Linked DNA regions of Homo sapiens: regions 2 and 3 are each linked to region 1. Evidence: chromatin loops called from intact Hi-C (ENCODE). Cell type or tissue: endothelial cell of umbilical vein. All regions are shown on one strand. Links, peaks and the distances in the headings refer to the core of each region. The heading gives the core; the rest is flanking DNA. Region 1 has its middle 34 kb from the start of PLPP4. Region 2 overlaps LINC02930 (long intergenic non-protein coding RNA 2930). Region 3 overlaps LINC02930 (long intergenic non-protein coding RNA 2930).

Region 1 (9,919 bases), core at 3,721-6,220:
TTCATACTTCAGTGAATTATTTACTTATATAAAAATACATGTACTTGTATTTATTTACAAGTACTTATGTAGTACTTTCTATATTCCAGACAGTCTTCTAGGGGTCTTATAAATATTAACTCTTTTAATCTTTATAACAATATTGAAGCAGAGGTTGTTTTTATCTTCATTTTTTAAGTGAGGCAACTGAAACACAGAGAGGTTGAGAACTTTGCCCACAGTTGCACAGCTGGTAAATGGCAGAGCCAAGGCAGTCTGTCTTCCTAATTTGTGTCAAGCTGTTTATATGGGGTATATATAAGTTAATGGCAAAATAAAGCATATCAATAAAAACAAACAATGTATTAAATTCTGGTTACTGTTGCCTATCCTGAGTCTTACTTTCTGTTTGTTGAAGGGGAGATTAAGGAGTGTTTTTAGAGGCATTAAAGGAAATAGCACAAAACTGATGCCTTCTCATTGACATAATTGGAACTGAAAGAGAACTGCAAAGTGAGTAACTTTCTTATTTTGTGGGTCAATGTTATTTAACACCACAACAGAGCACAATTTATGGTACCTGTTAGGGAGAAAATGTGCTGATAAATTATCACTTTTGTGCCATAAGTGTCAGAGGGCAGTTTGTTTTCTCATAGTTTCAACCTCTTCTTGATAACCCTGTGTGCTGATGCTTTGTTGGAAAGATCTTATCTTTTTTTGCACAAACTGTCTTAGCCCTAGTCACGTGATTAGAAAATCCCTATAAGTTGGGTCTAAATTAACCAAGCCTTTATGGTTGAATATTTCCAATCAACACACGATCAGCAGTTAATAGGGATCTAGGATGGTGGTTCTTAACTTGAGGTCTCTGGACCAGTAGGATGGGCATCACCCAAGAACTCTTTAGAAATCCATATTCTCTGAGCCACCCTAGGCCTACTAAATTAGAAACTGTGAAATAGGGCCCAGCAATCTGTGTTTGAATAAAGACCTTCAAGTTCAAAAAATCTGGTCTTTAAAAAATAGGCAAACCTAGTACACAACCATAGTAAAAATTTCATGGAAATTTCTTGTCATGAGTTAGATTTTTAAGAGCTTATATGGAATCAAATCCTGCCTCTACAATTTACTGCTTATGTGACCTTCGGCAAGTCATTTAACCTCTGTAAATCTCAGTTTCCTTTTCTGCAAAATAGGAACGATAAGACCTGATATATAGGGTGTTACCCAGTAAATTAATAATGCATGCAAAGGCTGAACAGTGCATAGTATATGACAAACACTCAAGATATGTTTGTCACTGGTATCATTACTCTTACCATCATTATTGGTGCAACAGCACTTGATGAGAAGTATTTTAAAAGGAAAAGGAGGCCAAGCATGGTGGCTCATGCCTGTAATCGCAGCACTTCGGGAGGCTGAGGCGGGTGGATCGCTGGGGGTCAGGAGTTCAAGACCAGCCTGGCCAATATGATGAAACTCCATCTCTACTAAAAAAAATACAAAAATTAGCTGGGCCTGGTGGGTCACACCTGCAATCCCAGCTACTTGGGAGGCTGAGGCAGTAGAATCACTTGAACTCAGGAGGTGGAGTTGCAGTGAGCCGAGATCACACCACTGCACTCCAGCCTGGGTGACAGAACAAGACTCTGTCTCAAAAAAAAACAAAAAACGGAAAAAGATTGTCAGTGAGTCACAGATGAGAATTCTAAGACAGGAAGAGGTATTCCAGCTCGGCAGCTCAGAGGGTAACTAGGCAAGGATTGTAGACTGAATCCATCTTGTTCAAAATATGTGACTGCCTACTCAAACTCTTCCTCCCACTAGCCTACTACTAACTAGAAACATCTACATTCCTCTCTCTGAAGATCCCTAGAATGCAGAAATGGTCCTTTCACTAGGTATTTCCAGCCAGATTCTTCTCAACTAAGGAAAGATAGGAAGAGAAAGAGTTGGGGAGGGAAACGGGGTGGCAAGGAGAACAGGCAGGATAGGGGCAGGGAAGAGTAAGAAGGGTGGACCACTCCTAGGCAGATCTCAGCTCTTCTTCCACCCCACCCCCTCTCCAAGGCCCCTCACCTCTTGCAGCCCCCATGCCCTGCCTTTAAAATGTGTAACTCTCGTTTCCTTAATGTTCCCCCATGCAGGCTGGAGTTTTGTAATCCAAGCTTTACTAAAACCAAAGGAGAGGAAAAAGAAAAAAGAAAAAGAAGCCTGAAGAAATAAAAGAAACAAACAAAATCCAGAAAACAAGTGGTGCACTCTGAGGACTGGGGTTTGATCCTACAATAGTAGCACAACAAGGACCTGCTAATTGATTTTCTCCATTAAAATGTAATCAGAGGGCTATCCAAATAGAAATGCCATCATCCCAGGGGAGCCCAAGTTGATAGGCAGATTTTTTTCTCTCTCTCACCTGAAATTCTACCCCCAGATCACATATCTTTAATCTTACTCCTACTTGCTCCTTTGGGCTAAGTCAACCAAAGGCAGGTAAGATCAGGACACCTGGCACAGAGGTGACTTGAGAAGATGTGAAAGATGAGAAAGAGTCCATCTGATAGAAGATGAGACAAAAATGAACAACAACTGAGTACCTAATATGTGCCAGGAATCTTAATTAATCCACATAACAAGTCAACAAGGCATTAATAAAAATAGCTATTGTTATTGAGTACTCACTATGTGTCAAGCATTGTCCTCAGCACTTCACGTAGCTTCATGAATTTAACCCTTATCACGACTTCATGAACTACATATTATTATGATGCCCCTTTTTCAGATGAGGAATTTGAGGCATGAAGAAATTAAGAATCGGGTCCTAAGTCATACAGAAGCAAACAGCAGAGCCTGGAGTTGAACCCAGGCACTCTGACTTGAAAATCCACCCTTTTAAGCAATGTCCTTGTAGGAAGAAAGACCAACAATACTACAAAGGTACAGAGGCCTGAGGATGAACAGATATCCAGAAAGAGTCAGGAATTAGTCAGGAAAGTTCCTCAAATGTTGAGAAAATGTTATGGTTTCAGGTTCAGGAGATTGTTTGCATGAGATAAAGAGGATGGAGCTGCCCTGAGGCTTGAGGCAGGTGCAGAAAAAGAAAACTCAATTACAAAGGGGGAAAAAAAATTGAGACCTGAAGAAGATGAGCTGCTATAGCAAGAGCTACATCAGGAGTCTTGGTTGTAAGGAAGAGAAGCCAGATCTAACTACCTTAAGTAGACAAGCAGTTTTTTGGATGGATTTCTATCAGTGATAGAAAAGAAAAAGAACCAGACTTAAAAAGCAAAAGCAGGCAAGAACAAGTGAGATCAAAGCAGCAGAAATTGCATCATGGTCACACCCAAAAAACAGTTCAGTTAGGACACTATCCCTGTGCACTTAACTGTGACCTGTCCCTGATTCTGCTACCATGGCTTTGAGTGACTGCTCAGTATACCCTCATTGGTATGCCACACCCCCAGGTGGGGCATCAGATTGAGCCAGGGTCCATGTCCCATTGAGCTTCTAGAATCTCTGGCAGAATCCTTTCTGCCATCAAGAGTCACACAACACAAGATTAATTATCCTATCCCTTCTCCTCCAGAACCCACAGCATCCATGGCAGCTTGAACAAAGATGCTCCTGTGCAAGTTTAGCTGAGATCCTGATGACCAGCTAGCCTGCATGCCATAGTACACAAACAGCTAGAAAGGTGTCCAAGAGAGAAGGGAACCAACATGCCTTCCGTCTCATTAGATATTTTAGCTTTAAAGACTTTTTCCTTGGGAGTTGTCATCAGCCTTGTGACAAATTCTCCTTCACTCAGAAAGACTCCAAAACCTTGAGGTCCAATGTCATCCAGATGACAAGGTTCTTATTATAAGTGATAGATGAGCAGTGGTCGACAAGGATGACCAAATGCTCCTGGAGTCAGCAGGCTGCAAACACCTCTGCCTCGTGACCCCTGTGAGCACATTGCTCTTTGAGTGACACGCGGAGGAACTGTAATAGGGGAAGGTGCTGGAGAGTAGGGGAAATTCATGCCTGTCTGCTGATCTCATATCCACAGAAGAAGTCCCCGAGACTGTAATACTTTCTTTTTCATCTGAGCGAGGGTTGGACCTGCATCCAAATTTCCTTGTCTACACTTGTGATGACCTGAAGATCACGGTGTAAACACTATGGCAGTGATCCACTTTGCCAAGCTCCCAAAGCTCTCCTATGTTGCAGGTTCATCTTTTTGCTTATTTCCAATTTGTCACTGGAAGGTCAGACAATGAGTCACTAAGCAGGATGCTATGAACATACTGAGTGCTTAAAGAATCTGGCAGCTGAAACCAAGGCAGAATGTGCACATTACGGAGAGAGCACAATTAGCACTGTGACTAAGAACCAAGCGGCTGACCAAGGGTGACAACAAAGGGAAACTTTTAATGATGAGATTTAATTTCCAAGGAAAAACCTCTAGAAAATTATAAACGCAGTAATTTGATTTAATCATCTGCATTTGAATAGCTCTGCATGAGCAACACATTTAAACATTTATAAAATTAAGATGCTAAAATTAATGTTGAGCTATTATAGAAGTGCTCATAATTGTCCAATGATCGTGCATAATTAAATAGCAATCTCCAACATTGCAGGATGGGGCCCCATTCAATGAAACTGTCAAGAGCCAACCTGGAAGATTTATTGGATGCAAAGTCTATGAGCCGTGAGCCCTCTTGTGGCCACAAAGCACAGTGCAGTCTAGGCCCTCCCTCTACCCTTGAGTCCTGGAGGAGTTTAGGGGGCCAAGAATCTAAGCATGAGGACAGGACCCCTGATTCTAAGAAAACTTCTGGGCAGTAAGCACACCCTCTCCTTCTGGATGCCAACAGAGATGCCAGGACAGAGCCCAAACCTTTCCAAGCCTCCAAGGAGGTGTTATCCAAGAACAACTCCTCCCATTTATATAGCTTCAAGTTGCTTTGATGTACAGTAGCCTTTGATCTGTAAGAAAAGCACTGTTGTCCCCATCTAAAGATGTTGAAACTGAGGCTCCAGAGGATGATGTGGCTTGCCCAAGGTCTTTCGTCCTTCAGTCTGATTTTAAATGCTGCCTCCCAAAAGAGGCCTTCCCTGACCATCCTGTATAAAGTTATGCCAGCACCCACCCACCCACACTAGGTCCTGTCAAGCACTAGAACCTCTTTATCCTATTCACTTGCTGACCACATGTTAGCTACATGTCTCCCACACTAGAATAGAAACTCTAGTGGGTCCAGATCTGTCTCACTCACACATGTGCCCCTGACCAAAACACTCAGGTATTAGCTGGGTGTGAGTGCCTAGACACCCTGCTTGGGTTGACCACAGGCCCCTCACACTCTGTGTCCAAAGCTCAACTCTTGAGCTGTCTTGTCCCACAGACACATTCCTCCTCCTGTCATTCATCATCTCAGTTTGGAGGCACCATTTCCTACCTAGTCGCATAAGCCAGAAATCAGAGTGTCTCTTGACTCCTCGGCATTTGAAGAGCCGGCCCCACATCTCCCATCCATAAGTAGCAGACACTGCCTTCTGCAAATCCTACATTCCAGTCGCTTGACTGTGCCCACCGCTCTCCATTTCCAGCCACGCTTTCTTTACAGAGGTCATGATCATGACTCATTTGCATTACGGCAAAAGCCTGCTGGCTGTCCTCCCCAGTTCCAGGCTATAGCCAGAGGGTACTTCCAGAAAGACAAAGCTCCCTTCCCTCTGTCACTTGGAACCCTCTAGGAGCTCCTAAAAGCTCCCTAGTGCTTTTAGGAGAAAGTCCAAAATAGCAAGCATGCCCAACATGGCCTGCATGATCCGGCCCCTGCTGCTCCTCCACCCTCCCCTCCTACACCCCATTCTACACTAACCCCTTTCATGGACATCATCTTACTGAATTCTCACAATAACCGTGCAAGGGAGACATTACCATTCCCATTTTATAAAATGAAGCAAGTTTGGAGAGGCAAAAGTAACTTGCCTGGGGTCCTGAAGCCTCCTGGTTTAAAACCCATTGCTTTTTGTACCTCCATCTGCTGTTCCCTACTGTCATCCTTGGCATTGGTAATGTTTGTTGAGCACCTCCTGTGTATAAGACACCATGCAAGACAGACTCTAGGACACCTTTTCTCTCCCTCCATCAGAAATGCACTAAGCAAGTTATAAAAAGCATTCTTGTTCACACACAGTTAGCAAGATACTAACTGGAGACCATCTGACTCCAGCGCCTTATATTCCAACATCTAGAACTGTGGCCCATCACAGGTACTCAATAAATAATTGTGAAGTGAATGATTGTCCATGCCCCTTCCTCCACTCCCTACCACCTTTTGGGAAGAACACTTGTCTGTAGTGTTATTAGAGCAGTCCATCTTATAAAAGGTAATGCCTAAGAAAACATGAGCCTCACTGATATTCGTCTCTGCTTCTTCAGGGTCCTATGAGTCTAGAAAACTTTTTTGTTTCGCCCCTCCATGAAGATGATAATTCTACCATCATACACGCCTCCCATTCCATTGACACATCCTATGGTGATGCTGATAAATAGCTGTTGTAAAGATGCTGGAAGACACCAGCCACACGTGGACTGTGTCCTGAAATTGCAATATGTCAGGGGCTTCAGATATGACCTGTATTGAGGTTAGAGTATAGACCCAAGTTCTTGCAAAGCCCTACTAAGGCAATGGCTGCAGGGAGGCAGAGGCAGTCCCAAGTCAGAAACGTGTTCCAGGCAACTGCTGATGACACGAGAGTTGTCCATTTACACTAGTTGCCATGGCAACCTTACCATCAAATTTGGAAAGTCTCATGAACAAGACAACCCTAGTGTTAGAGATTTCATGAGAAACACAGACAGATCCAGCCCCAGGGGATGGGTTTTCTTTTGAGGACTTCTCCATAAAGCCAGCCACAGGGTAGAAAGACTGTAAAGGCTGATAAGTGTGAACAGGAAAGCAATGAAAGCCTCTTGAATTTTCAGCCCACTAACTCAGGCTTTGTAAATATCAAAAACAGGTTGTTTTTTAATCTTTGCCCTGGCATGCAATTGTTTCAAAAACTATTTTTTGAATACACTAATGAAGAAAGGAATATATTTTTATAAAATTGGATTTTCTTATAAACTGAAACATAGAAATATATATATTATATAATTTTTCCATAAAACTACCTAGAAAACTAAAGTGGCTCTGAAGATTGGTTGTTCCAATGCACTGTAATTTGTGATTAGAACATCAACATTGACTAGTAGGAAAAACCAGGGATGTTAACCTAGGATCTTATGCTACTAGTAAGCTATTTGTCTCCTTTGAGGCTGGACATGATAATAAATAATATAGTACATGGTTGAAAACAGTTTGGAAAAGCTAAAATGCTAATCCAATATTAATAATGTTTGTTTAATCTCATCTCACCAGCCTTGGGGACTTGTTTCTGCTCACTTGGACCTTACTTCCTTTTTTCTGTGGGTATTAAATATTCCTATTCTGTTGTCTTTGGCCATCACATGGAACCTGAGGTCAGGCTGTGAGGACGTTGTGAAGTGAGTGTGTTTATGGGCACATGGCCACTTATCTTCGTGCACGGGTGGACACATAACATTGAGTGGAAACCTCTGGCCATCCTGACGTGACAAGCAAAAGCCTGGTGATTGGACTCTGACTCTTCTAAGCTTGGTTCAGGGCAAATGATTTCACTAAATTTGGTGGTTGGAATGTCCATTGTCACCTTTTCTGGGCACATGGTCCATAAGGATCCCTTCTTTTATTGGATGACAGCCCTGCCCTGCCCTGCCCACCGCTGTCCCACCCCATTCCATAACCATGACCAAGGCAGCCTCCAGCATGCATGTTGTAGGCTTCAGCTCTTGGGCTACATGAGGATCCTGTTTTGCTTTTGTTGAGACTTAATATATAAACCCCAACATAATTTGAGAAGAAAAAGAAAACACATTTTTATGAAATCTAGTACACAGCAATACCTGTGGTTCTTCACAAAGCTGCGCTTTATTATTTAAAATGCATAACTAGGACAGGCACAGTTGCTCACCCCTGTAATCCCAGCACTTTGGGAGGCCTAGATGGGCAGATCACTTGAGGTCAGGAGTTCAAGACCAGCCTGGCCAATATGATAAAACCCCATCTCTACTAAAAATATAAAAATTAGCCTTACCATAGGTGCCACATGTGATTTGAGGGGTCTTCAATACCCCTCACTGGATCAAAATGTCCACTCATCTCTACGCCTACCAGCTTATTCTCCAGAAGACTAGAGTGAATGAAAATAGACAGATGCTGCCTGAGAGCAGAAGAAAGCCTTTAACCATTCAGATCATCCCTTCCTTTCCCCACTCATTCTTTCATCCACTTCTCAATCATTTATTCTAAGAACTTGCTGAGCACCTACACAGTGCTATGCCCTGTACTAAGCACCGGGGACCATGGTGAAGAGGACCCAGACCTGATCTCTCCCCTTTCTCCCCATTCTCCCTTCACATAGGCTTTGCTCTTACCCTAGGACAATTGCACTTGGTGTTTCCTTAGCTAAAGTGTTCTTCTCACAACTCTTCAGCAAGCTCACACCTCCCCTATCCTTCTGGCATCAGCTCACAGGTCACCTTTACAGAGAAGTCTTCCCTGGCTACACTATAAAGGAGTCTCCATACTCTGCATTTATTTTTCTTTTTTTTTTTTCTTTTCTCTTTTTTTTTTTTTTTCATTTTTTTTGAGACAGAGTTTCACTCTTGTTGCCCAGGCTAGAGTGCAGTTGCACGATCTCGGCTCACTGCAACCTCCGCCTCCCGGGTTCAAGCGATTCTCCGGCCTCAGCCTCCCGAGTAGCTGGGATTACAGGCATGCGCCACCACGCCCGGCTAATTTTGTATTTTTAGTAGAGATGGGGTTTCTTCATGTTAGTCAGGCTGGTCTCAAACTCCCGACCTCAGGTGATCGGCCTGCCTCGGCCTCCCAAAGTGCTGGGATTACAGGTGTGAGCCACCGCACTCAACCGCATTTATTTTTCTTATAGCTGGTATACTTTTTTTTTGAAGTTCTTGGTTTATATTCTTCCTCCAGATCCTCTGCACCTGGCACATAATAAGGCATCATAGAATTTTTTTAGCACTTACTGTATGTCAGTTGCCCTTTTGAGTGATTTTTGTGCATGCTGCAATTTAATAATCACCCCAAGCCTATGAGGAAAATACTAACAGAGGCGGACAGAAGCAATATAACTTGCAGTTAATAAGGGGTGAAGCTAGATTTTGAACCAAAGAAGTTTCTTTTAGTGTCCCGTCTCCCAACCTCTACATTACATCAGCACTCAATTTGTCAGTCAGTATTTTGAAGAAATGAATGAAAAAACAAATATGAGAATGAATGAATGAGTGAAACTAAGAGTCTAGGGTAGAGGAGAAATATTAAAAAATTATTCAATCCCTACATAACTGCAAATAAATGTAGGCTGCAGTGCAGCCTACAGAGATGAAACCTAGTTCAAGGGATCAGAAAAGACCTGCCTAGAAAGTGATAATCTATTTAAGTGACAATGTAGAGGGTGCGTGACAGTTAGTGGGAGAAGAGGGTTATTCATCACATGGTTTATTGGTGACATTCGAAACATGGAAGGCAGATTGAACACTAGAATCAGACCTCACATTACAAAGAATATCTCCTGGTGATGATGTGGAGAAACAGGCAGGAATACATGGAGAATCCATGCTTTCTATAAGCACCTTGAAAAATTTAAAAGATACTCACTTTCAGGGCCGGGTGCAGTGGCTAATGCCTGTAATCCAGGCATTTTGGGAGGCTAAGGCGGCAGGATGCCTTGATGTCAGGAGTTTGAGACCAGCCTGACCAACATGGTAAAACCCCATCTCTACTAAAAATATAAAAATTAGCCAGGTATGGCAGTGGGCACCTGTAATCCCAGCTACTCT
Region 2 (9,919 bases), core at 3,453-5,952, 310 kb before region 1:
TGCCTTTACAAACATGATCTGATTTCCAAATTGGGGCAGAGGGAGCAAGACATGATAGCAGCTTTCAATTTTAAATAATACTTCTTTCTCTAAAAAATTTTTTTGTAAAGTTGGTTCTATGTTTCCCAGGTTGATCTCAAATTCTCAGCATCAAGCTATCCTCCTATCTCAGCCTCCCAAAGTTCTGGGATTACAGGCATGAGCCACCATGTATGGCCTTAAATAATATTTCCTAGCTAATAGGAAATTTTTTAGTGTATATAAAAGTTCCTAGGAATCATAAAAAAAGGACAAAACACCAAATTTAAAAATGGGCCAAAGACTTTCACAAGTATCTCATGAAAGAAGATATCAGATGGCTAAAAAGCATATAAACATGCTCAATAGCATTACTTAATAGGAAAAATAAATTAAAATCTCAACCAGATAGAACTACACACCCACCAGAATGGTTAAGCTTACAAAGACAATATCAGATGCTGACAAGGATGTGGACCAACTGGAACATTTGCACACATTGCTGACGGGAGTGTAATTTGGTCTGATCACTGTAGAAAATTGTTTGACGTTTGACACTAAAGCTAAACATTACTTATTACTCAGCTATCCCATTCCTAAGTATAGGCCTACGAGAAGTGAATGTATATGATGACAAACATCAGTTCACGGAATCATGCACATGCTAAAAGTCATTGAGTTGTACACTTAAGAAAGCACGATGGCTCACATCTGTAATCCTAGCACTTTGGGAGGCTGAGGCGGGCGGATCACTTGAGGTCAGGAATTTGAAACCAGCCTGGCCAACAAACCCTGTCTCTACGAAAAATACAAAAAGTTAGCCAGGCATGGTGGGAGGTGCCTGTAATCCCAGCTACTTGGGAGGCTAAGGCAGGAGAATTGCTTGAACCCAGCAGGCAGAGGTTGCAGTGAGCCAAGATTGCACCACTGCACTCCAGCCTGGGCTACAGAGCGAGACTCTGTCTCAAAACAAACAAACAAACAAACAAACAAAACAAACAAAAAGAATGGTATAACTTACTTCATGTAGGTTATACCCTGCCTGATTAAAATAAAAAGAGGTGAAGGGAGGTGTCTTTCCATGAGGAAAGACGGAATGACATGGAAAATGTTCAGGCAGAGTATGGGTAACTATCAGGAATGGTTCACAGAAGACTGCATTAGGATGAAAGGATCCACATTGGGCTCCTCACCTTGGTAAAATCTGTAGAGATCATTTAGATTAGAAATGTGCTTCCATGCTGGGCAGTTTGTAATACAGAACTCTAGAGAGAGGAAAATGGAGTCAGAGATTTCTGTCTTGTAATGGTCTAAAACAGGACTTTTTAACAAGGCACTAGATTTTAAATCTGTTTTCACACTCATTGCTTTTACCTCAGTGGAAGGTGCTTATATGAGGGGACCCCTTTGGCACCTGTCATGATCCCATGAGTCCTGCCTACAGGGATGTTATTTCTGCATCCCAGTTGAGACTGTCCAACCTCTCCAAATAAGGAGCAGGACAGTATGGTGGTTACGAGCAGGGCGGGTTGTGATCTTGAACAGAAGCATAGTTGTTAAGAGGGCAGAGCTGACATTGACTCCCTGGGTTGAAATCCTCTTTGTCCTAGAACAAGTTATTCAACCCTTCTAAGTTTTATATGTCAAATGGGAATAGTGGATTACATGAAATAATACACACCAGGGCCAGGCATACAGTAAGTACCTAGGGGCAACATCACTCCCCCAGGGGATAAAAATTGTTTCTTGGGGGTGAAAATCTTAGAGATTACAATAGTTTGTGGCCCTCTAAAAGGCCACAGCACATAGAGAGCTCTATGGTGTATCTGTGGTATCACAAGGAGGGGTGGTTAGATAAACAATGTCTTAAGAGACTCCATAGGGAGGTGATAATGGAATAAGGGTTGGTCATCACTGGATCGGAGCCTCCCGACTAAGGTGTAGCTTCATTCCCTGTCTGACTCAGAGCCCTCGTCCTGCTCCCATTCCTCCTGCAGGCAAGGCTATAGGCAGCTTGATGGCTAATGAGTTTGCTGGGTCAGTCTCCAGGTTTTACATCTCTCTTTGTTTCTTCTTTCATGAGCCAGTGATCCATGAGCCACTAGAAAATGCACTTACTTCAAACCTGATGAATTGTAGCTTTCCTAGGATTTATTTCTAGTCCTTCCCCCACATCCTTCACTTTCTCTTGTATTAAGTTCTTTAGCTTGTACCTTTTCAATTTGTTTTTTCCCCTCTCCAGAACCTTCTGTTTGATTGTTCTTAAAATTGGCCTTAACAACAAAACAAATGGAGAGAGGCCCCCAGACCAGAGCTCTGTGAAGTCTAGGAAGTTCTTCAACTCTTACTTCTCCAGGATGCTACAGGAATCAGCAAGAGGAGATCAAGTGAATTTAGAGATACAAGCTTTTCCCAAAGCATGGCCCCCGGGAAGACCACCTTGAGTCAGAAAAATGGAAATCAAACAGTACCTGGAAGTCCTGAAGGGTAGAGATCTTACTGGACAAAACCCTCTGCCCTTTCTTAGGTAGGAAAACATAGGTTTTGTATAGAGTTACAAACCTGCTATCCACCAGAGCACTCAGGACTGTGGCTCGCAATTTACGTGCTGGCTTGCAGCTTCATTGCCCTATGTGTTGCCTTCTGTAATGTATTTTTCCTGGTTACCTAATAACTCACATTTATCTAAACACCATAGCATCTCTGAGGCTCTGACTCATCTCCTTATTTGGAAGATGCTAGCTATCTCCCCATACTGGTATTTTAAAATCCAGCATTAATTACAGTAATTCCTTCTACTCATCCATACAGGCACATGCAGAAAGAAGTGAAAAGTTATTTGTTTCTTTTTTCCTTCATAAAGAGCCTAAAGAAATGTGTTAATTAACTACAAAGTTAGCCAAGATTGGATTTCATTTTTTTGATTTTATAGATGGCCTCAGTGCAAAAATATCCGGCTACCGAGAATAGTGAATAAATAAAACGAAATGTGGCATGCCTAAATATTCAGAGTGGGAGAGTTCTCCTTCTCATTGTGTGTGTGTGTGAGTCAAAAACCCAAAAAAGGTGGGAGAAGTGGCAGAACTAGAACCATCATCCATTAGTTCTTAGTCTCAAAGATTCAAGTGGCAGGGCAACAGCTAAATTCTGGAATGATGCAGTGAGTTCTTTGTAGGCCATATATGAAGTGTGCACAGAAATACTCATTTCTGCAGAAAGTAATAGCTACCATCAACTTAGCACCAGCAATGCGCTAGGCTCGTGGCCAGGCACTTTGTATGAACTACCCCACCGAATTGCAACTACATTGCATGGGGGATAGGTTATGTTCTGATCCCTGCTTCTCAGGTGAGGAAACTGAGGCTGAGAGAGGTTAAGGATGGCCCCACGGGCAGCAGAGGTGGGATGGGTCTTAACCACAAAGCTACCAAGCCTCACGGAGCTAGACTGCAGTTAACAGTTGATGATCCAAGGACAGGGCTGATGGACATGACAGTATTGTCTTCTCCCTCTCTGGCCTTGCACAAACTTTATCCTGTCCCTCTGCTCTGGCACAGGGAGAATGGCACAACCTTGCTGAATAGATGCCCACATCGCTGGTGGTTTTTAGCCCAAGCAGTGCTTCAGTACAATTTGAGATACTTTTGATTTTCTTCTTATTCCCTTCCTTTCTGTCTCCAAGCCCCTGACGGTGTGCCACTCCACTCCTCCTGGGCAGATCCTTTTCTCATTAAGAAAACAGAGCTAGCCAGGCATGGTGGCTCACACCTGTAATCCCAGCACTTTGGGAGGCTGAGGCTGGTGGATCATTTGAGGTCAGGAGTTCGAGACCAGTATGGCCAACATGGTGAAACCCTGTCTCTACTAAAAATACAAAAAAAATTATCTGGGCATGGTGGTGGGCACCTGTACTCCCAGCTTCTCGGGAGGCTGAGACAGGAGAATCACGACCTGGGAGGTAGAGGTTGCAGTGAGCTGAGATTGCACCACTGCACTCCAGCCTGGGCAACAGGGTGAGACTCCAAAAAAAAAAGAAAGAAAGAAGGAAGGAATGAAAGAAAGAAAGGAAGGAAGGAAGGGAGGAAGAAAGGAAGGGAGGGAGGAAGGAAGGGAGGGAGGTAGGGAGGAAAGGAGGGAGGGAGGAGCTGATCAGGCAGGGGCTCAGGGGCTCTCCCTCCTGGCTGCTCCACACCTGCCATGTGCCGGGTGTCAGGATGCAGTGGTGCCAGACTGGCCTGCAGACTGCCTGTAGCCATGTCCCACTTCCCACGGGTCATGTTGCTGCATCCCCCAGCCCTCCCCATCACCAACTCTGTGTCTGATTCAGGCCATGTCTGTGTCTTGGCTGGGCCACCGTCACACCCATCATCCAGGTGTCCTGCCTCTGGCCTCACATTGCTCGACACCAAGCTACCTTTTTGCATCTCAGCCCTGACCCATCACTTTACTGCTGACATTCCAGTGTCCCCTAAATGCCAAACCTCAAACATTTTAGCTGTGACAACGACAAGTGTCACAATCTGGCCAAGCCACCTTTTCTGTCCCTTTGCCCACACCTGTCCTTTTGCCCACACCTGTTGGTATGTTCTGGCTCCTCCCCTGAGACCCAGTTTAAATTGTCTTTAGCAAATAGAGAGTATCTTATTTTATAGAAGAGGATGAGATGGAAACTAGCTTTACACAGACGAAAGGATTTCAAAAAAGCTTCAGACTTACATTACCAAAAATGATGAATTATTTCCCTGGAGGAAGAAACATAGTGGATACTTACCGTGAAATAATCAGTACTCAGAATATTGCAAGTGTCTCTGAGTACTAGAGCGACTTTAATAATCTGAAAATGCTCCTTCTGACCACTAGATGGCACATCTAAAATACCAGGCAAATGGCACACCTCCTTAATTCAAAGCAGGTATTATTACTACAATTACTACCACAGTTTATTTATAATGGTTGTAGTATTTGTCCACACACCACTTACTATAATGCAAACACTACTCATGGTTATGAATATTCAGAGGATGAAGTTTGTTATGCAATCGGATGTCAGGTATCCCCAGGCATCTGCAGTGGTCCCAAAACGCTTTGGGATCAGTTTCATGGAAGATAATTTTTCCATGGATGACGGGGAATGCTTTTGGGATGAAACTGTTCCACCTCCGATCATCAGGCATTAGATTATCATAAGAAGCGTGCAACTTAGATCCCTAGCATGTGCAGTTCACAATAGGGTTCCCGCTCTTAGGAGAATCTAATGCTGCTGCTGATTGACAGGAGGCAGAGCTCAGGCAGTAATGCTCACTGGCCTACTGCTGACCTTCTGCTGTGTGGCCAGGTCCCTAGCAGGCCACGGACTGGTATGGGTCCTTGGCCTGGTGTTGGGGACCCCTGATCTATAGGATCAATATTAAGCTCTGAGCCCAAAGTACATCCACCCTCTCCACTGAACCCATCCCAATACCTTTGGTCCTGAAAGATACTTTTTTCTAGTTCACATAAACAAATAGCTCTCAACCTGCAAATGCCCAGAGTTTAACCAACTTTTCTAACTAGGCCCAAACAAGCAACTTGGAACCAAAAATGTCTCTGTTTCCTACCACTTAGGAGCAAATGACTGATTTTGACATTCCTTGGGTCTCTTCTCTGACCCTGTTCTCCTCCCGCCTCTGTCCCAATTAGTACCTCAAGGCCTTTGCTTTTAGGGAAGCCAATAAACACTCAAACTGGTGCATGCAAAATTATTTTTACTGCATGTTAAAGAGTAATTATGAAACAATACGCACATGATGTTCCCACATAAAAATCTTTTAAAGCGATAATGAGACTATTTCTTTGTAGGTGGAGATGTATATTTGACTCACTTCCATGAATTCTGGTCTAATCGTATCTTATTTCCTTCATTTTGTTTTAGTGCTTGGAAGAGCTCCATCGAAATTCACTCTTATCTTCAGCCTCAGCACTGAGCTGCATTACATAAACATGAGTTGCTTCTTTATGACCATTTGAGAAGAGTAAAGAATCATTTCCTTTTTTAAGGCAAACACGGTCCATTGTAGAAACTTCATACATTAAATAAGCCAGGTTTGCAAACATCTGCCCAAAGACACCCAATAGAGAAGCCCTATGCATATAGCAGATTATTGAAGGACATTCTCAGCCAAGTCATCAAGTTTCTTCAGTCATTTCAGACCTGAAATTCACAGTGAAGTCCATCCATCACCACCAAGTCTTGCCATCTGCCCTTGGAGGGTCACAAAGGAGATCCATGTATTTAGCTGCTAATAACTTATTTTTTTTCTTCAAGACTCAATTTAGATGTCACTTCTTCCGGGAAGTCTTCTATGAATTTCCTTCCCAGATCAATTACCTAGCACTACGTTTAACGCAATGGATTATAATGATGTGTTTATGAGGCTGCTTAACCTACTAAGGGCAAGGATTGTACGTTATTCATTCTATTACCCATCATAATGCCTGGCACATAGAAAAAAGAAAAGTGAATGAATGAATGAATGGATGAATGAATCAATCAAAGTATGAATCAAAGCATGAATGTAAACTGTACATTTCCTGGGAGAAAGAGAGAAAGGGTCTCCATTTTTATGAGTTAGGACATTTCCCAACGTTGTATTGGTCAGGGTTCTCTAAGGGGACAGAACAGAACTAATAGGATATCTATCTATCTATCTATTTATCTATCTATCTGAAGGAGAGTAGTAGTATATTATATATATATATATTTATATATATTTATATACATATTTATATATTTATATATATTTTTATATATATTTATATATTTATATATATTTATATATATATTTATATATTTATATATATATTTATATATTTATATATATTTATATATATATTTATATATTTATATATATTTATATATATATTTATATATTTATATATATTTATATATATATTTATATATTTATATATATTTATATATATATTTATATATTTATATATATTTATATATATATTTATATATTTATATTTATATATATTTATATATTTATATATATTTATATATATTTATATATTTATATATATTTATATATATTTATATATTTATATATATTTATATATATTTATATATTTATATATATTTATATATATTTATATATTTATATATATTTATATATATTTATATATATTTATATATATTTATATATTTTTATATATTTATATATATTTATATATATATTTATATATTTATATATATTTATATATATTTATATATATATTTATATATTTTTATATTTATATATGTATAATTTATATATATTTTTATATATTTATATATTTATATATATTTATATATATTTATATATTTATATATTGGTATATATATTTATATATATTTATATATTTATATATTTATATATATTTATATATTTATATATATTTATATATATTTATATATATATTTATATATACTTATATATATTTATATATATTTATATATATTTATATATATTTATATATATTTATACATATTTATATATATTTATATATATTTTTATATATATTTATATATATGAAGGGAAGTAATAGAATATATATATATATATATACACACATACACACACACACACACACACATATATATATAAAGGGTAGTTTATTAGGAGAGTTGACTCACATGATCACAAGGTGAGATCCCACAATAGGGCATCTGCAAGCTGAGGAGCAAGGAATCCAGACTGAGTCTCAAAACCTCTAACATAGGGAAGCTGATGGTGCAGCCTTCAGTCTGGCTGAAAGCCCGAGAGCCCCTAGCAAATCACTGGTGTAAGTCCAAGAATCCAAAAGCTGAAGAACTTAAGAGTATCCAACATGGAGGAAAGATGAAGGGCAGAAGACACGGCAAATCTCTCTCCTTCCACTTTCTTCTGCCTACTTTATTTTAGCCACGCTGGCAGCTGATTAGATGGTGCCCACTCAGCTTGGGGGTGGGTCTGCCTCTCCCAGTCCACTGACTCAAATGTTAATCTCCTTTGTCAGCACCCTCACAGACACACCCAGGAACAAATACTTTGCATCCTTCAATCCAATCAAGTTGACACTCAATATTAATCATCGTGCTTGTTTTCAAGGCTGATTCATGTACTTGTAGGTTAAAAAAACTGTTGGATTCCACATATATTACAAGCAATAACCAAGTGATTTGGTCATTTTAATTAACAACTGTGTAAAACAAGTAAAAATCATTTTGTAAAATATCAAACATTAATAAATGGCACAATTTATGGCAGTTTGATTTACAAAATTCTCTCAAATATGATATTTCTTTGCTTCTCTGAACACCCATCTTGAATGGGTTAGATTGGGAATCATTTTATAGATGAAATAATAGAAACTTGGAGAAGTCAACTGACTTGAGTTAGTGAAGGCTGATTCAGGACAAGATTTTCTGATTCCAAAGCCACTGTCCATCCTATAACACCATCAAGCTCATTCCCCTCACCTCTATATCATAAACCTGCTGGCTGTTTGACTAGTTTGGCCAGTGGATTGGATGATTTAATCAATTAACGTGTTAGTCATAGACAAAGAAACCTGTTCCTCTCCAAGCTCAGCCATTTACTAGCTGTTTGACATCTGACTTTGAATGAGTCATGGAAATATTGTCCAAGCCTTCAGTTTCCTGAAGTTGGGGTTAAAGAATAAAGTCAATAAAAGAAAATATACTTTTTAACTCTCAGTTGGTTAGAGTTCAGCATCCTCCTCCTTATCATTATTATAACAACAATAACTACCCTTTCTTCTGTTCTGATTGCATACCTATACTGTTCTTAGTACTGGACATTAAGAACTCATTCACTTCCGTAACACCTAAAGTAGGTACTCTCCTTATTCTCATTTTACAGATGCAGAAACTGAGGCATAACAAAGTTAAGCAACTCAATATGGTTAAATATCTAGTCAGTAGATGGGGAAGGATTCAAATTAAGGTAGTTTTGCATCAGAGTCCGTGCATTATTACATAGAAAGCACCTAGCCCAGTGCTTGGCACAGCAAAGCTCAGTAAACATAGTTTTTATTGTTAAATATTGCTAAATGCAAATCCTACCAGTTTATTGGGGGAGGGCCTATACCATTCTCATACTCAATGCAAAGGAGGCATCAAGTTCATCTATCTGGAAAGATGAGAACTGTGGGGATCTCCTGGTGGCTGAGCCCTCATCCAAGTATGCCCAAGCCAAAAGCCACAGTGTACATTTAATGTAATAATTCCTGCCACCATGTGCAAAGCCTTGAAAGCAATTAGTTCATACCCAGCTATTATTAAGAAGTTATTTTTGTAATAAAAATATGTCTTCCTTTAATTTCTACATAAATGCAAGGGTGCCAATACAAGTATAGTTTATTTAAAGATGTTCTTGCAGGAATTTAATTTATCCTTTTGAAGAAGCTGCAGAGGAAAGGTACAGAGATGAGCAAGACAATTTGGAAGTGTCCTGAGCTACAGATAAAGAAAGGGTAGCTTCTTTCTCACTGGAACTCAATATCAAACTCTCAGCTTGATCAAGGACAGAGTACATAAGTCTTTGGCGACCAGTGGCCCTTGGAGGTAATATCCCAGCTACTAGTTTGTATGAGTTAGAGTTATCATAGAGTAAATCTCAGCACACAATAGAATGGGTTACTTTGAAACAGTACAACAGGGACTGCAAACACAGTGCATGCCAGGGTTTTAGAGTGCTTTCGAGTGGGGCTTGTTAAAACTACAGGGTAAAAAACAAATACCCAAGCACAATATTTTCAGAAGCAACAAAGTATAGAAGAAAGAACATGTCAGGAGATCGAGACCATCCTGGCTAACACGGTGAAACCCCGTCTCTACTAAAAATACAAAAATTAGCCGGGCGTGGTGGCGCGCGCCTGT
Region 3 (9,919 bases), core at 3,608-6,107, 220 kb before region 1:
ATGCTTTATTTGTGGCCCTGAGTGTGCTTGGAAGCTACAATTAAACTCTAAAAATTAAAACAAGCTAGAAAAGTAAAAATTCCTGATTGGCCAGAAATCATATGGAATGAGGAGTTCGGCCTAATTGAGGCCAAACTCAGTGGATGATTTTTATCTTATGATTAAAAGCTTTCATTTTCGAATGTCTGTTTTATGCCAGGAACTAGAGCAGGCATTTTACATGCATGGTCTTCACGTAATTTTCACACTAACCCTCAGGGTGGCCATGGGCTAGGAACTCCTAGCCCATTTCTTCTTTCATGTTAATTTATTTAAATTGGTTTCTCTTACATATAAGCAAAGATTACAAACTATATATCCTATTGTTACCCTGTGGGATGGCTAGCATTTTCATCTCACAGGAAGACAAAAACCACATACCCATAGCCACCCAGTGCAGATCTAGGTTTTGCACCCAGGGCAATAGGACCATAGCTCCCCCGCCTTGCAACACACACCCTCACACTTCCTCCGGGCTCTCCATTGGGAGGACGGCTTCCTGACATGGGCCCAGGGAACTGTCAACCACAATGGCCTCTTCCATGGGCAAAGAGAGGGACATCCAACCTAAGCCAAGCCACCAGCTCTGTCCTGACTTTGGGGCAAAACCCCACAAGGAGGACAGCAGTTGGGGCTGAGTCATTCTGATGAACAGACCCTCAAAAGACCACCCCTGGATTCCTACTCCCAGACCCTTGAGCTATGCCCTTTGTCCCTCTGAAGGCTGTTTGTTCCACTGTCCTTCAATGCCCTCCTTCCAGTGTATAGAAGTATAGAAGCTCCTAACCCATTCCTTCTTTCATATTATTTAATTTTTTTTTTAACTTAGAAGCAAATAATCCAAACTATGCATCATATCGTTACACAGGAATCCATTGTTTCGTTTTTAACTATCAACCATTAAAAATAATTTCTAAAACCTTTAGCATCCACATATCGGCTTCGTTACATACAATACTCTGAATATGTCAATATATTACTTAATGAGAAAATCTGGGGTGCCTCAAAGTGAATACAGAAGGCACAGTAAATTGGCCTGCATCTTTACTGAGCCCAAGACACAAAGTGGAAGATACTTTGGGAGAAAGAGCATGTGATTCTTTTTCTTTTCTGCTAAATCCCTAACAGGAAACTTTGTGTTTTGCCACATGCTTTAAAATGTACAAATCCTTAATCAGGTATAGTAAGATATGCAGACATGGAAATGACAATTGTGAAAAAAGTTTTTATTCTCACGGATCCCTAGAAACAGGGGCATCCCGTACCATACAGGCCATGTAGGGAGGCACCAGGGTGTGTCTGGAGGCAGAAGGAACAAAATGGTATAAGCATGGCTTTTATTGTGGTTTCCGTGGAAAACCAAGGTGGGGTAAACAACTCAGGTTTGTCCAATTTGAATAATGTTGGCAGGCTCAGGGATATAGGGGTGGTCTCTAGTTATCCAGTACCAGGCTCTAGGGTGATTTAGGGCCATGGGAATATCAGCTTTGTGTGTGAGTTAGATAAAGGAGCTGGTTGGGGGTTTGAGCTCTAGATTGGTTGATTTTCATAACAAAGATGTGCTCACAGGTAAGTCATTTGTTATCTCTAGGAATTAGCTAACCCTGGGAGGGGCAGTCCCTCCTCAGGTCTGCAAGGCCCCAAGATGTTAAAGCAACACAAAATACAGAAAATAAAAAACATGATTCTATACCTCAACCTGTGAAATCTCCTTGGTAACCTAAGCAGTCCTGCTATCACTCCCTAGGCGGGCCTTCCCCCAGTCCCCAGGGCTCTCCCCTACTGTCCTCTTGCTTTTCTCTAGCTGGTGCCAAGAATGAGCTGCTGCCTTCTATCCACAAGGTCTCCATTGTTTTTACTTCTCACCATCCTCATTAATCTCCTGCAACTCAGGAGCCTGTTGAGGGTGGGGGAAGCACACAGTTCATGCAAGGCTATTTTTGTGTTAGGGAAGGGAGTTAGAGTATCAAACAAGAGGGCAGTTAGAGGATCCTGCAGTCTCCTGCACCATCCCTGGTGTCACTGCATTGTATGTGGTGCTTGGTCCTGCTATGCCCAGCAGGCTGAACCTATTCCATGCATGGCTGAACCTATTCACTCACTGGTCTTTCTACTCCTTTCCAGACAGGACTTTGCAGGCTGAGTTATCTCAGGTCTGCAGAGCATTTGAGATTTTCCTAGACATGTGTGCACATTCTCTTTCACCTATTCCTCCAGGTGGGCTGGAATGTAATTCTTGAATTTAAAAAGAAGAACTGGTTCTTTATTCTCCAGGATTCCTTTGGTGGGTTTGACCACTTAACAGTACCTATAGCTGCTCCACACCCCTCCCCTTCATGAGGGACATCCAGATGAGCTCCACATGCCACAGACATTCGGTGAACACCTGTGCTCTGTGCTATGTACTGTACTAAGTACTGAGGACATAGAGTTTGATAAAAACAGTCTCTGTCCTCAAGAACTCCAATACCAGGAGGGAAGCCAGGAAAGTAATCATTGTATTACTGTGGGCCACGTACCATATGAGAGATGTAGGGGGAAGAACTGACACACAGGCTGCAGAGAGGGAAACTCTGGAAGCCCCCAAGAATCCCTTCTCTTCTGCTACACAGTGTGCCCAATGAGCTTGGTAAGGGTTGGCCAACTAAGGGGAGAGTTGCAATCCATCACTGATTCCTCACATTGTTATGAGTTCATGCAAAATTCATACAAGGACCTCAGCTCACTGCCATTATTATTGATCAGCCAATGCATATGTATCAGTCACATCAACATCACTCATTCCCCCTCCAACAGGAACTATGTAATGAGAGGCCTCATTTAGCTAATGGGAACATGAGCTTGGCTCTCATCGTGAAGCATCCACAGGCATTCTAAAGAAATCACTGGACCCCATGGGGAATTAATGTGAGAACACCACTAACTGATTTATTTTTCCAACTGGTTCCCTTAAATGCACGAGGGTAACATCGACTGCTTGCCCTTCAGTGATTTTATTTTCCAGCTCCTTTGAGGAGGCGTGCATGGAGAGCTGTCATGCAGATTCCTTGGTTAATTCACAATCTAAGGTTGGAACTGCCTCAAAATAAGTGGGCTGGCAGCTGCCTCTGAAACTACATGGTCTGTGCCTAAAAGTACATTGGACAACCAGGCAGGGCCCCAGAGAGGTCCCGGGCAGGCAACAGTTTAGATTGCTCTTGATTCCTCTTCTCTGTTTTAAAGTTCAGAATCATTCTGGCTTGCATCATGCTTCTGCTTTCTTTTCCCACACCCTAAAGAAAGAAGCTCCTTTGCTTGCTCACTCACTCTTGCAGTTTTCTTCCTCCAGTCCTCTTAGTCCATTTTCTGCTGCTTAAAAACAGAATGCCTCAAACTGGGCAATTTATAAAGAAAAAGAACTTATTTCATACTGTTATGGAGGCTGAGAAGTCCAAGGTCAAGGGGCTGCACGAGGCGAGAAGCTTCTTGCTAGTGGGGTCTGCCTGTAGAGTCCTGAATTGGTGCAGGGCATCACAGAATGAAGGGGCTGAGCCTGCTAGCTCTGATCTCTCTTCCTTTTCTTATAAAACCAACAGTCCCTTTTCCATAATAACACATTAATCCATTAACCCATTGATCCATGCATGAATCCACAAATGGACTAATCCATTCATGAGGGCAAAATCTTCATGACCCAATCACCTCTTAAAGGCCCCATCTCTCAATACTGTCACATTGAGGATTAAACATCCACATGAGTTTTGGAGGGGACAGATACTTGAATCGTAGCAAAACCTTTGTAAAATTGCCTATGGTCAGCTTCCCACAGCAAAATACAAGCTCCACAAGAGATTCATCTGCTTTGCAGGATCCCCAGCACTTTTGGAAGTGGCTGGCGCACAATAGATATTTGCTAAATAATATGTGAATGAATAAATGAATGAATCTTCTTCACTCTTCAACTTCAGCTTGTCTCCATGGGGATAACTAGTTGCAAATCTTCTCCAAAATAAAATTCCATCTCCAGTTGCCTGTTTTCATTTTCCTCTGCTGCCTGCTTACACCAACATGCTCACAACAGAAGTCTTCTTTCTCTTTAGACCAGCATCCCCACCAGACCTTCCTATTTTTACCAGCAACACCATCACTCCTCCAATGGCTCCCATGCAAAACCTCTTCCTTCTGCCAACCATAGCTTGCTATAGAGCCTGCTTAGTTGTTCATTGCAACGTTTCCGGCTACCTTCCTTTAAAAAAAGAAACAAAAAACCAATGCCAATCCCATGGTCTAATTCAGAATCTCATTCCCTTGGACTTACCTGTTACATCAGCCTCATAACTGGTCTCATTGCTTTTCTAATTCATTGAACACTTCTCCAAATTAGCATTCCCAAAATTCTATGTTCATCTGCCTCTTCTCTAACCAAATCAAAAATCATCAACCACTCCCTACTGCCTACTGGTCTTAATCTTGGCATCCAGGGTCTCCCAAGTTCACCCCCTAATCATTTTATACAGTTTCACCTTGAATAATTCAAAGATAAGGACTTTACCTCTATCTAGCCTTCTTCTTGAATGTGGCTTACATCCTCCCCCATCAGGACTTAGGTTCTCTCCTACCCCCTGCCCCAGGAGTGTCTCTTCTCAACTCTGTCTAGTAAAATCTCACCCAGCCTTCAAGCCCAGCCCAGATCACACCTTCTCCATGAAGCTTTCCCTGACCAGTTGAGCCCATAGCTCTCCCTGCCCCCCATCTGAATTCCTATAGCTTGTGTTGCTTATACCTCTCACTTGATCATAGCCTGAAGTCCTTATTAATTTTTTCATGTGTTTTAGTCTTATCTCCTCAGCCAGCTGGTAAATTTCTTTTGAACAGGGCTCATGGCTCATGTTTTCTTATATTCCCTACAGCAGTTCAGCTTCCTGTTCCCCAACCCAGGCCTTGCAGACAGGAAGAACTCAGTGGATATCGGTTGATTCTGAAGTAAGATAAGACTGAAATAAATGAACATCATGACAGGAATCACACTATGCATATTAGGGAATGGCATTTCCTTGGAGTATTTTTAAAGCATTCTCCCTCATTAAAATTGTATATTTTGAATGGTACCAATGTCACATATTAGGTGTGAAATACATTAGCTCACCTTAGGACTTACTTCACTGTTACTAATAAACAGAAGAAAGAAAATTAGAGAACCTATTAAATTCTAGTAATGAAAGTAGGCCATCTGGAAATCGATCTTAACTTTTCATATTTAATGCACTTCATTTCAGCAATAAGTCCATGGATTTGGCAATAAAAGGCTCACAGAGTAACTCTTTTGCAGTATTTGTTTTCAAATCAACACAAAGGCATTATTTATTCTGTTCTTATTCAAATAGGTTAAAATGCATTCACTTTGGATTTCAGGAACAGTCCAATGTGACTCTGGACTCGAAAGCCCAGATTTGGCCCTTGCGCACTCCCTCCCTCATCACCTTCCCCTCTTTCCAAGCCTGTCCCAAAGGCTGGCTCGTCTGCGCAGGTCTGGGGAGTCTTCTGACAAATACAGTTTCCTGGATCCAGTCACAGACCTACGGCTCATGATCTCTCAGACTGAGGCTCGAGACTATGTTAAAAAGGCTCCCCTGGTGATTCTGATGAGGAATCAGCTTAAGGAATCCCTTTAGGCGTGAAGAGGCCAACTGGCCTCTAAGACCCACGGAGTGGCCAAAGAGTCTCTGTTGACCTCAGCTCACAAGCACAGTCTCATTTCAGACTACTCCACTCTCTAAGCATACGCATGTGCTCACACACACACACATACACACGCTTGCACACAGCGCCTTTTCACACTTACACAGCTACTCTACCTGCCTGGGTGTGCCCCTCCCCACCTTACCAGTTCACCCAGTCCTCCTGCAAAACCACCAGACTGCCCTCAGGTTGATCTGAGCCCTTGCTCCCTGCATCACCGCTGCCTGTGCGGCTCTCTAGTTGGACATCTTCCCTTCTTTCCTTTACTGCATTCAATGAACATCAGTGCAGCACCCCTTGTGTGCCAGGCCCTGGGACTGTGGGCACTCGGCACATGGAGCTGCATTGGCCAAGTCCCTGGGTCCCTGAGTTCAAGGAGCTTAGAATCTAACTGGAGAAACCAACCAGAAAACCCAAGATGAGCTTTACACTTTCAATGTCCCTCACACGGGGCAGGCACAAGAAAATAGCATGTAAGTCAGACTCTGGAAGCAGAGCTTCCTGAAAGCTGGTTCTTCAGCTGAGGTTCTCTTCTGTATTGTATTGTAGGTTTGGGTTGTTTGCATGGAGGCAAACGCACAGTGTAAAGAGCCAAACTGTTCAAGATTTGTTGTAGAAAGCCTTTCATCCCTGTTTTTCTACTATTTCTTGTTCATCTGGGCAAGCCACGTTGACCCCCTTCTGCTCAGTGTTTTCATTTTCATCTTCATGTCTTTATATAGCAGATTTGAATTAACCTCTTTTTTTTCAGTTTAAGGAATTTTTGAGATGGAGTTTTGCTCTTGTTGCCCAGGCTGGAGTGCAATGGTGCGATCTCGGCTCACCGCAACGTCCGCCTCCCGGGTTCAAGCGATTCTCCTGCCTCAGCCTCCCGAGTAGCTGGGATTACAGGCATGAGCCACCACATCCAACTAATTTTGTATTTTTTGTAGAGACGGGGTTTCTCCATGTTGGTCAGGCTGGTCTCAAACTCCCGACCTCAGGTGATCTGCCCTACCTCAGCCTCCCAAAGTGCTGGGATTACAGGCATGAGCCACCGTGCCCAACCAGTTTAAGGCATTTTTAATTGATTTTACACTAGGGAAGATAGGACTTTAGTCCCTGCCCATGTGCGTCCTTCTACTTCCCATTCTCCCAGTAGAGCCATATTGTTATTTTAATTGGATCAATATTCAGCGTTTACAATATTATGACATCGTAACATAACTAAGTTGTTTATTCCCTGGAGTTGCTTTTTAAAAATTTGCATAGTACACTATGTTCTTATTAGTAATCTAAGATCAAACTCATAAACAATTGTCTGAATATCCTCACAAAAAGTTTAGATGCATTTGGTACTCTTTCAAGTTCATCTTCCTGAGGAAGCTCTTTCCCAGAACCTTCAGCTGTGCTCCAGGCTGGACCAGTGGCCCTGTGCACCCAGTACCCAGCTGTCGCCCTGGCGTCTCCTTTTACCATCATTTTCATGAATCCCCTCACCTCTGTCCTGCAGTGGATACTTCTTCCTATAGCCATGATTTATGGCCCCATTTTTGTATAGCACATTCTCTGATATTTTCCCAGAAAGGGTGTCTGGAATGTAAACTTCGAAACTTTGCATGTTTGGATATGTCTTTGTTCTAACCTGACACTTGATAGTTCAGCAGGTGTTTTAATTTGGGTTTCCTCAGGAACAGATCCCAAGACAAGGAAGTTAGGGTAATTATTGTATTTGGGAGGTGATCCTGGGAGCATCAAGAGGAGAATGAGGAATTGAGACAGGGACAGGAAGGAACAGGTTACCATTGTGGGCAACTGGGCCTCAGTCTTGCTGGGGAACTCTGGGAGACTGCATAGAGCACACCTCAGAGATGCCTCACCTGAAGGGCAAGAGAGCCCATCCTCAGTTGAAGACTGTGGCTACTCCTGCTCCTGGGGCATTCACTTTCCTTCAGAGTGTCCCAAGAAAGTCCTCAGCCCAGAGTTATAGATGCTTGTCCTGGAAGCCATCAAGTCATCGTGCACAGATTCAGGGAGTATTGGGAATACAAGTGGACACTGACAGCATCTATTAGGGAGACCATTTCCCTATGGGATTGTTAAAGGTCCTTCCATTACTTTCTAACTTTGAGTGATGCTTTAGAGAGGCTAGAGCCCTTCTGGTTCCTGACCCTTCACATATGAACGGCCTTTACTCTCTGGAAGTTGTAAGATCTTTTTGTTCCTACTTTTCTGAAATGTTTACCATTATGTACAGTAGTGAGTGTCTATTTTCATCCATGGTGCTGAGCACTCAGTGGGCCCCTTCAGGTTCTGCTACATTTTCTTGAATAATTTCATAAAAAGATGGTTGCCTCCTGTTTTCTTCCTTTTCTCTTCCTAGACCTGTTATTGAGATGTTGCACCTCTAGGTTGGTCCTTGGGGTCTTATCCCTTCTTCCTTATTTTTGTTTGTCTTTTTACACTCTACTTTCTGAGGTTTTCATCTTCCACGTGTTATAGTACATTTTATTTTTCTTACGTTTTAAATATCTAATGGTTTTGTTGTTGCACTGTTATTGTTGACAGAATATTCCTTCTAATGACATCTTGTTCTTATTTCACTGTTACAATGTCTTCTTTTGTATCTCTGAGGATACCTAGTACAGATTTTCTGAAATTTCCTTTTCCCTTCGTAGCTTGTTTCTTCAAAGTTTGTTTTGTTTGTAATTCCATCTTCCATGTTAGAGGATTTCCTCAGCTGCCTGGCCATCCCTAGTTGTCTGTTTATATTTAAAAGTGGGGGACTGGAGCCTCTGAGCATGTGTGTGGAGCTGGTTGATTGCAGACTTCAAAGCTGTGAACTGGTGGGATCTTTTATTTGTAGAATGTCTGATGAACGGATATTTAGGTCTCTCCTCATTTTCTGCTTTGTTGTGAGGATTGCGGGGAGGCAGGTTCCTAATCACCAGCATTGTGAGGTCAACTTGGGGAAGAGGGCTGGACGCTTGGCATTCAGCATTCAGTGCTTATTTTTTCTATTTTGGGTATGGCACTCCTGTGCCAAACCATTCGTGAAATCCTGTTTTATCCTCTCCAGAGGGAGGGAAAACTAGTCTTCCAGAAGGGAGAGGAGAAACCTGGGAACCAATCACTTCTGATGCCACTTTTTCCTCGTTCTTATTTTAGTTCCTTCCCTTAACGTCCACTTACAGATATACCATTGCAGTAATTCCAGGTCCTTTAGGGTATTCTGGAAAGCAAGTTGGCTTCAGCCTTTCCATTGCAGGTTTAGGATCCAGATTAGTGTTTTTACCCTTGTCTGTCTGCTTCCCAGCTTCCAAATTGTTATTGCTATTTTCATCTCTCTCATCCTCCCTGTCCTTGAGGGTTTATATTTTCAAAATATCCCTTTTCTGTCATTTTAGTGTTGTTTCAAGAGGGAATAGTCATAGATGCATGTTAAAAACTCACCAAATTTACCCAGAAGCTTAATCTGAATTACAGTATAAGAGGAATGAGTCTCATTCATTTTTATTCCCAATTCCTCTGTCAGGGGCTCAATAATGTTCCTAAAATAATAATACAATGCTTGTTTATAGAGGAAATGAAGAAACAAATGAATAAATGAGGCATGGCTCAGCTGCTTCCTTGTGTCGTGGATCCTAGGGCTCCTTAGAGGCCCCTCAATGAGGCTGATGAGAGCTCCAGAGTGCAAGGACCATCTCTTCCCCTTGTTCTTCACACCTCCTCTGGACAATGACTTGTTATGTGTTGGTTGTGTGAACATGAGTGTCTTCACCTTGGTGTTGTCATTATTTATTGAAAGATCTGTCAAATGGCACAAATGTCTTTGAAACATTCACTTAAAAAAGAAACAAAATGAATTATTCCCTAACATGAGGAGACCAAGCATTTTCTGGTGTAAACATCCCTCTCTTGCCCTGAGTCAGGGCAAGTACCAGCTAAGGTCATGGGGTCAGTCAACAAGTGGTTCTCAGGGATGCCAAAGTTGCTACCCATCCCCAGACCCCTCTTCCTTGATTTGCCACAGTGCCTCGATGTGCCTCATGAAAACCACTTCTCTCCATTGTTGCATGCCTAGAAGTTACCTGTGAGCAATCAATGATTCCATCTTCTCTGGGATGACCCATTAAGAAACTGGCCTCCACCAACATAGCAACACAACCACTATTGTACCAAT

Evidence for each region. A loop is a pair of places that touch in the nucleus more often than their neighbours do. Peaks named below come from ENCODE experiments on the same cell type or tissue, not always from the same donor. Only the 100,000 strongest peaks of a DNase experiment are listed, where the experiment ranks them.
Region 2: a loop joins it to region 1, with 15 times the contacts of the local background. A loop is called at or near these places in 40 of 110 quality-filtered maps.
Region 3: it touches region 1 in a loop (5-fold over the local background); 2 of 110 quality-filtered maps call a loop at or near these places.

The regions. Positions count from the first base shown.
Region 1 is chr10:120,418,303-120,428,221 of GRCh38, reverse strand. No RefSeq gene overlaps it. Among named protein-coding and RNA genes, the nearest start is that of PLPP4, 34 kb to the left of the region's middle. In endothelial cell of umbilical vein, for the core only: a CTCF peak has its summit at 4,714 (motif pointing left); DNase peaks (open chromatin) are centred at 4,271, 4,671 and 5,581; H3K27ac peaks cover 1,941 bases.
Region 2 is chr10:120,730,933-120,740,851 of GRCh38, reverse strand. The region is part of intron 2 of LINC02930 (long intergenic non-protein coding RNA 2930); the gene reads right to left. Among named protein-coding and RNA genes, the nearest start is that of WDR11-DT, 120 kb to the left of the region's middle. In endothelial cell of umbilical vein, for the core only: a CTCF peak has its summit at 4,867 (motif pointing right); a DNase peak (open chromatin) is centred at 4,891; H3K27ac peaks cover 974 bases.
Region 3 is chr10:120,636,889-120,646,807 of GRCh38, reverse strand. The region is part of intron 2 of LINC02930 (long intergenic non-protein coding RNA 2930); the gene reads right to left. Among named protein-coding and RNA genes, the nearest start is that of LINC02930, 33 kb to the right of the region's middle. RefSeq lists an enhancer at 1,280-2,073. In endothelial cell of umbilical vein, for the core only: no CTCF peak of the experiment used is centred there; a DNase peak (open chromatin) is centred at 4,887; H3K27ac peaks cover 1,874 bases.